Linked DNA regions of Homo sapiens: region 2 is linked to region 1. Evidence: chromatin contacts called from ENCODE Hi-C or POLR2A ChIA-PET data. All regions are on one chromosome and are shown on one strand. Each heading gives the region's core, a stretch centred on a gene start or an enhancer-like site at or near the end of the contact. The rest is flanking DNA. Distances are from core to core; before and after follow the strand shown. Region 1 holds the start of SELENOH (selenoprotein H). Region 2 holds the start of RTN4RL2 (reticulon 4 receptor like 2).

Evidence for each region. Hi-C counts contacts between places; a loop is a spot of excess contacts on that map. ChIA-PET counts read pairs that join two places held with the same protein, here RNA polymerase II (POLR2A). Pooled maps may share reads with other maps.
Region 2: a loop to region 1 is called in a map with no recorded cell type, with 5 times the contacts of the local background. The contact joins the promoter of RTN4RL2 here to the promoter of SELENOH in region 1. A Hi-C loop is called at or near these places in 2 of 37 single-sample maps with no recorded cell type and 6 of 50 pooled maps. POLR2A ChIA-PET finds 5 or more read pairs at or near these places in 6 of 52 experiments (H1, activated B cell, activated CD4-positive, alpha-beta T cell and 3 more).

Annotation. Positions count from the first base shown.
Region 1 is chr11:57,739,708-57,742,740 of GRCh38, forward strand. It overlaps SELENOH (selenoprotein H), which reads left to right and starts at 1,784. Exons shown (of 4, transcript NM_170746.4): 1 at 1,784-2,010; 2 at 2,102-2,247; 3 at 2,410-2,540. The coding sequence starts at 1,889. The coding sequence ends at 2,510. It overlaps TMX2 (thioredoxin related transmembrane protein 2), which reads left to right. Exons shown (of 8, transcript NM_015959.4): 8 at 392-1,266. The coding sequence ends at 538. All of the region lies in intron 2 of TMX2-CTNND1 (TMX2-CTNND1 readthrough (NMD candidate)), which reads left to right. RefSeq lists enhancers at 1,486-1,605, 1,926-1,975, 2,126-2,295.
Region 2 is chr11:57,459,092-57,461,807 of GRCh38, forward strand. RTN4RL2 (reticulon 4 receptor like 2) reads left to right here and starts at 1,437. Exons shown (of 3, transcript NM_178570.3): 1 at 1,437-1,805. The coding sequence starts at 1,775. RefSeq lists silencers at 285-344, 1,444-1,713.

The sequences.
Region 1 (3,033 bases), core at 534-3,033:
GATTGCACCATTGCGGTCCAGCCTGGGCAACAAGAGACTCCATCAGGAAAAAAAAAAAAAGATTCTGTCTCGAAGGCCACTGCACCTATTGTCTGTAGGTGTTAGGTTCCCTGTCAGTTAATTGGAGGTAATAACCCCTGGCTTACAGGGTTGTTTTGCAGATTACATTAAATAATTTAGGTATAATTCTTGGCACGGTGATTGGCACATAATGGGTATTTAACTATTAGTTGACTTTTCTGGGTACCTAAAAAAGAGGAAGGTTAGGGAAGATTTTTGTCCTTTGCTTACTCCTTCCTTTCCCAGACTTTGTGTAAAATACCTCTTACTTCCCAGGCTCTTTACTCTCCCTTCCAACCCAGATCCTGACGTGTGCATCTCTTTTGTGCAGGAGAATGTGATCCGAGAATTTAACTTAAATGAGCTATACCAGCGGGCCAAGAAACTATCAAAGGCTGGAGACAATATCCCTGAGGAGCAGCCTGTGGCTTCAACCCCCACCACAGTGTCAGATGGGGAAAACAAGAAGGATAAATAAGATCCTCACTTTGGCAGTGCTTCCTCTCCTGTCAATTCCAGGCTCTTTCCATAACCACAAGCCTGAGGCTGCAGCCTTTTATTTATGTTTTCCCTTTGGCTGTGACTGGGTGGGGCAGCATGCAGCTTCTGATTTTAAAGAGGCATCTAGGGAATTGTCAGGCACCCTACAGGAAGGCCTGCCATGCTGTGGCCAACTGTTTCACTGGAGCAAGAAAGAGATCTCATAGGACGGAGGGGGAAATGGTTTCCCTCCAAGCTTGGGTCAGTGTGTTAACTGCTTATCAGCTATTCAGACATCTCCATGGTTTCTCCATGAAACTCTGTGGTTTCATCATTCCTTCTTAGTTGACCTGCACAGCTTGGTTAGACCTAGATTTAACCCTAAGGTAAGATGCTGGGGTATAGAACGCTAAGAATTTTCCCCCAAGGACTCTTGCTTCCTTAAGCCCTTCTGGCTTCGTTTATGGTCTTCATTAAAAGTATAAGCCTAACTTTGTCGCTAGTCCTAAGGAGAAACCTTTAACCACAAAGTTTTTATCATTGAAGACAATATTGAACAACCCCCTATTTTGTGGGGATTGAGAAGGGGTGAATAGAGGCTTGAGACTTTCCTTTGTGTGGTAGGACTTGGAGGAGAAATCCCCTGGACTTTCACTAACCCTCTGACATACTCCCCACACCCAGTTGATGGCTTTCCGTAATAAAAAGATTGGGATTTCCTTTTGATTGCGCGTTTGTGTGTTTCTGTATTAGAAAAGCCTGACAACTGCAGAGGAATTGCCCATCTTAAGGGCAAAGGCCATCCTATTTGGTTTCACCAAATGCCGGGCATTGATCCCCAGGACTGGCAAGAGTTGGAGAAGTCTAGTTTCCATAAATCTAGAATAGCGGCCACATGTTGTTAGGTGGTGGGTTTACTCTGGGATTGGCCTGCGGTTGCCAGGGAGGAGAGTTTGGCGGCAGATGGTGGCACACAACATTTAGCGCCATGCAAAGGTACAGAAAAGATTGCGCGAAGCGAGGCTAGCAGTCGGACCTAGTCTCCGCCCCTTCCTGCTGTGTTCACCATCCCAGCGTCCCCTGTCCCCTCCACCCGAAGCGATGGGTGGTTCCGTCAGGCGCTTCCCGCACCTTCCCGCTCCCTGCTTGCAAAGTGGTTGTGCCCCAAGGTCCGCCTCCAGGCCACGTGGGTGCTGCGGGCCAAGCTTTCCCTTCCTTTGAGAGAGGTTTCCGCTGTAGGAGCAGAGCTTCCGGGCTGCGCTCTTCGTTGCCCAGTTTCCGCTCAGTGGTCGCGTCTCCGCCCCCCACCCACCAGTCCCGCTGCATTCTCGGCCGGGCTCTAGGCGCCATGGCTCCCCGCGGGAGGAAGCGTAAGGCTGAGGCCGCGGTGGTCGCCGTAGCCGAGAAGCGAGAGAAGCTGGCGAACGGCGGGGAGGGAATGGAGGAGGCGACCGTTGTTATCGAGCATTGGTGAGGGGCCTGGAGAGTAACGGGAGAGAGGGAACAGTGGCGCCGGGGGGGGCCAGGGGCCCCGGTTTCTAACCTCTCCGTCTCTCCCTAGCACTAGCTGACGCGTCTATGGGCGCAACGCCGCGGCCCTGAGCCAGGCGCTGCGCCTGGAGGCCCCAGAGCTTCCAGTAAAGGTGAACCCGACGAAGCCCCGGAGGGGCAGCTTCGAGGTGACGCTGCTGCGCCCGGACGGCAGCAGTAAGTGGGGACCTGGATGTGGGGGAGAGGGACGTGGGTGAAAGGGACGTGGGTTCCGAAGACAGGAAGCGCTATTCTTAGAAACCACGGCAGTCTCATGACTTCAGAGACGTGCTCGTGGGTTCCGAAGTATTGTAACTTCGCTTCATTCTGGCCTTTCAGGTGCGGAGCTCTGGACTGGGATTAAGAAGGGGCCCCCACGCAAACTCAAATTCCCTGAGCCTCAAGAGGTGGTGGAAGAGTTGAAGAAGTACCTGTCGTAGGGAGATTTGGGTAGAAGCCCTCATGCTGAGGTTTGAAATGGGAAGTGGGGGGCGCGACCGCTGTTGAGGAAGAGAAGGCATTGATCTTGGTGTGGCTACAAGTACCCACCTGGCGTGGGTAGCTCACGCCTGCAATCCCAGCACTCTGGGAGGTCGAGGCAGGAGTGGATGGCCAACACAGGGAGACCCTATTTGAAAACAAAAAACAAAAAAAAGACACAATATTGTTTTCTGTCTAGTGTGCCCTAAGTGGAATTTATGTCCTTTGGGAGACTGTAGTTGACTTGCCCTGGGGGTATGGACAAGTTTTCCATTTGGAAGTTTATTTCATGTTACTTCATTTATGCTTATCCCTACCCTCTTCTGTTTGGTTCTTGGGTGTTCTGTTACTGTCCTGTGTTAACACTGCATTACAATACCATTAAATTTGGTTACAAGGATTTTGACCTTGTCTTTGTCCCTAGTGCTTCATACAGTGCTTTGGCATGTTGTTCTGCACTTATTATGTTGAGTGAGATTTGGA
Region 2 (2,716 bases), core at 187-2,686, 280 kb before region 1:
GGAGGGAACAGAGAGACAGAGACCACGAAATATGAGTAAGAGTCGGGGGAGAAAACCAGAGAAATCGAATGAGAACGCGAGAAGAACGAGAGACCGTGGAGGGAGCAGAGAATGAATGGGAAGAATAAGACCAACATTTATCAAGAGCCGACTGTATGCCAGGCACTGCATTGGACCCTGGCACGGATAGGAAAGGAGGAGCCGCGGCGCGGGCAGCGGGGCGAGGGGCTTCTGTGCTCGCGGGAGCGGCAGCCCAGGGGGCTCAGCAGCCCCGGCACCGCCGCACCTGAGGCTCCAGCAGCCCCAACCCCGCCAGCGCTGCCTGGCCACCGTACCCGAAGCGGCTCCCCCGAGGGCCCCGAGCCTATCCTACGCCGGGGCGGCTCCGCGGACGCGCCGGGCCGAGTCAAGACCTGGGTCAACCGCCCTGCAGCCTTTGTAGGGAAGTGCCTAGGTGATGGGTCTGCTGATACCGCCTGTGACCAGGCCATGAAGGGCCAGAGGGGCTCCAGTGAGACCATAATCCGCCCCTCTTTAAAAGGGGGTAGAGGAAGTTCACGCGAAGCCAACAGTCTTCTCCCCAGCTTTGGGTCCTCTCCTGCACCCCCGCGGGAGATAAGGTCTCCCCTCCCGGACACATCATACATACACAAAAAAACGCACACACTCGCACGCGCGCCCATCTCGCACCCGCTTGTAAATGCACTAAGGGGCATACACACACCGGGCACATATTTCTTTCCACCCATCCCCAAGATCGCAAGCGCAAAACCTCGCACAGCCTCACGTTTCCCACCAGCTCAGACATGCACGCTGGCGGACTTTCAGCGGCTCACCCGTGTGCACACTCACGTGCCCCCCCCCCCGCTTCCCCAAGCCCGTACAAAGGGTAACGGGCAAGCATCCTGAGTCACACCTGCACAAGCATCCTTGCGCGCACGTGCACGCTCATATGCACTCGATCTTGCACGCACAAACTCTTGCATATACTATTCTTATAGTCGCACACTGGGCTTGAGGTCTGGGAGTGGAAGGAAAAGTGGAATCTTGGAGCTGTCCCAGGGGACAGAAATGCTGGAGGCTGGGACACTGGCGCGAGGGACGCGGCTGGGGGCGGGGGAGGGGGTGACCCAGAAGCTCATCTTCTCCTGGAAAGTTGGGAGGGGGGAACAGGACAAGTCCACGGCGTTCCTCTAAACTACCGCATTCCCCCAAGAAGGGATTTCTCTAGAAGAGTGGCGCCGCGAGGACGATCGAACACAGTCCTCCGGGTCGCTTAAGCGGGGGGGAGGGGGGCGGGGTGGAGGGGGTTAGAAAGCCGCTCCCGCCTCCTAGTGGTCGAGAAAGGGTTAAGTCGGCAAGCCAGCAAACGAGGGAGGAGCCAGCGAGTGCGGGAAGGAGTGGGGGTGGTTGGGAAGAGCTTCCTCGCTGTCCCCACTCTCCCTCGGCTAGCAGCCTGGGCACACGGACAGACGGACTGACGGACTCTCGAGCGGACAGCGCAGCTAGCGGGGCGCGGGCGCTGGGCGTCGACGGCCAGCCCCAGCCTTCCCCGCCCCGTCGCGCCCCGCCCCGTCCCGTCGGGGCCGATGGCTCCTCCCGAGGCCCGCAGCCCGGGCGGCGCAGGGTAGAGCGCCGCGGCCCGGCCACGCAGCCCGGGGACTCCCGGGCCCTCCCGGAGCCCCGCGGGGTCCCCGCCGTGCATCCGGCGGGCTCAGGGAGCGAGTGGGAGCGCCCTCCCCCCGCTGCCCCCTCCCCCGAGCATCGAGACAAGATGCTGCCCGGGCTCAGGCGCCTGCTGCAAGGTAAGAACGCCAGCGGCGGGAGAGCGGAGGGCATCCTGGGGAGAGAAGCAGGGCGTCCCCTCTTTCAGGGATTGAGGGTGGGGCAGTTGGGGAGGTGGGGTAACCTGGGGAAGGGGAAAAGCTCAGCGCTGGGGCCGCGCCCCCGCCGCCAGGGCTGTTCTCAGCAGGAGGGCACTTGGCTGGGAGCCCGCGGGCGCGTGCGAGGAGCTCGTGACCGAGGTGGGACGCAGGGGGCAGGTGGACCCGGCCCGGAGCGGGGAGGGAGGCTCAGGTTCCGCTGTCCCCGCTCCACCTGCTCCGGGGGACGCTGAGGACTCGGGCCGGCTGGGGAAGCGCCGACTCAGCAACTCCTCCTGCCCGGTGCCTCAGCACTTTCTGGCCACCTGGGAAGACAGGAGATGTGGGTAGGGGGCTGTCTGGGGAGGTAGGAGGCGCAGAGGGAAATCCAAGTGGCCCTCTCTGGTAGGAGAGATGGAGGGCGCTAGAAAGAGGATAGTTCTACTGATTGAGTGACAGATAAGGGTGTGGGCCAGAGACTGGGGGTGGGGTGGGGAGGGGTCAGGGGGAGAGGGATAGGAAGGAGAACTCAAAGATGGAGAAAGTGGTGAGGGAAGCTCAAAGGAGGAGGGAGATGGAGCGGGGGAGGGGGAGAAGGAATAAAGGTTAGATGGGAAAAGCGTGGAGGGAAGTGGGACCCAGGTGAAGACCAAGGAAGAGGGAAGGAGAGGAAAGACCAGATCAGGGGAGGGATGGGAAGAAGACTATGGACAGGGACCCAGAATCCTGGGATGGAGGTAGCGGGAAAGAGAATCAGGACTGGGACCCTGGGGACTGGAATGGAAAAGGAGAATGGAAAGATCAGAAACCAGAGAAGGATGGGGATGGTGACTAGAGAAGGGGTATCAGGAACC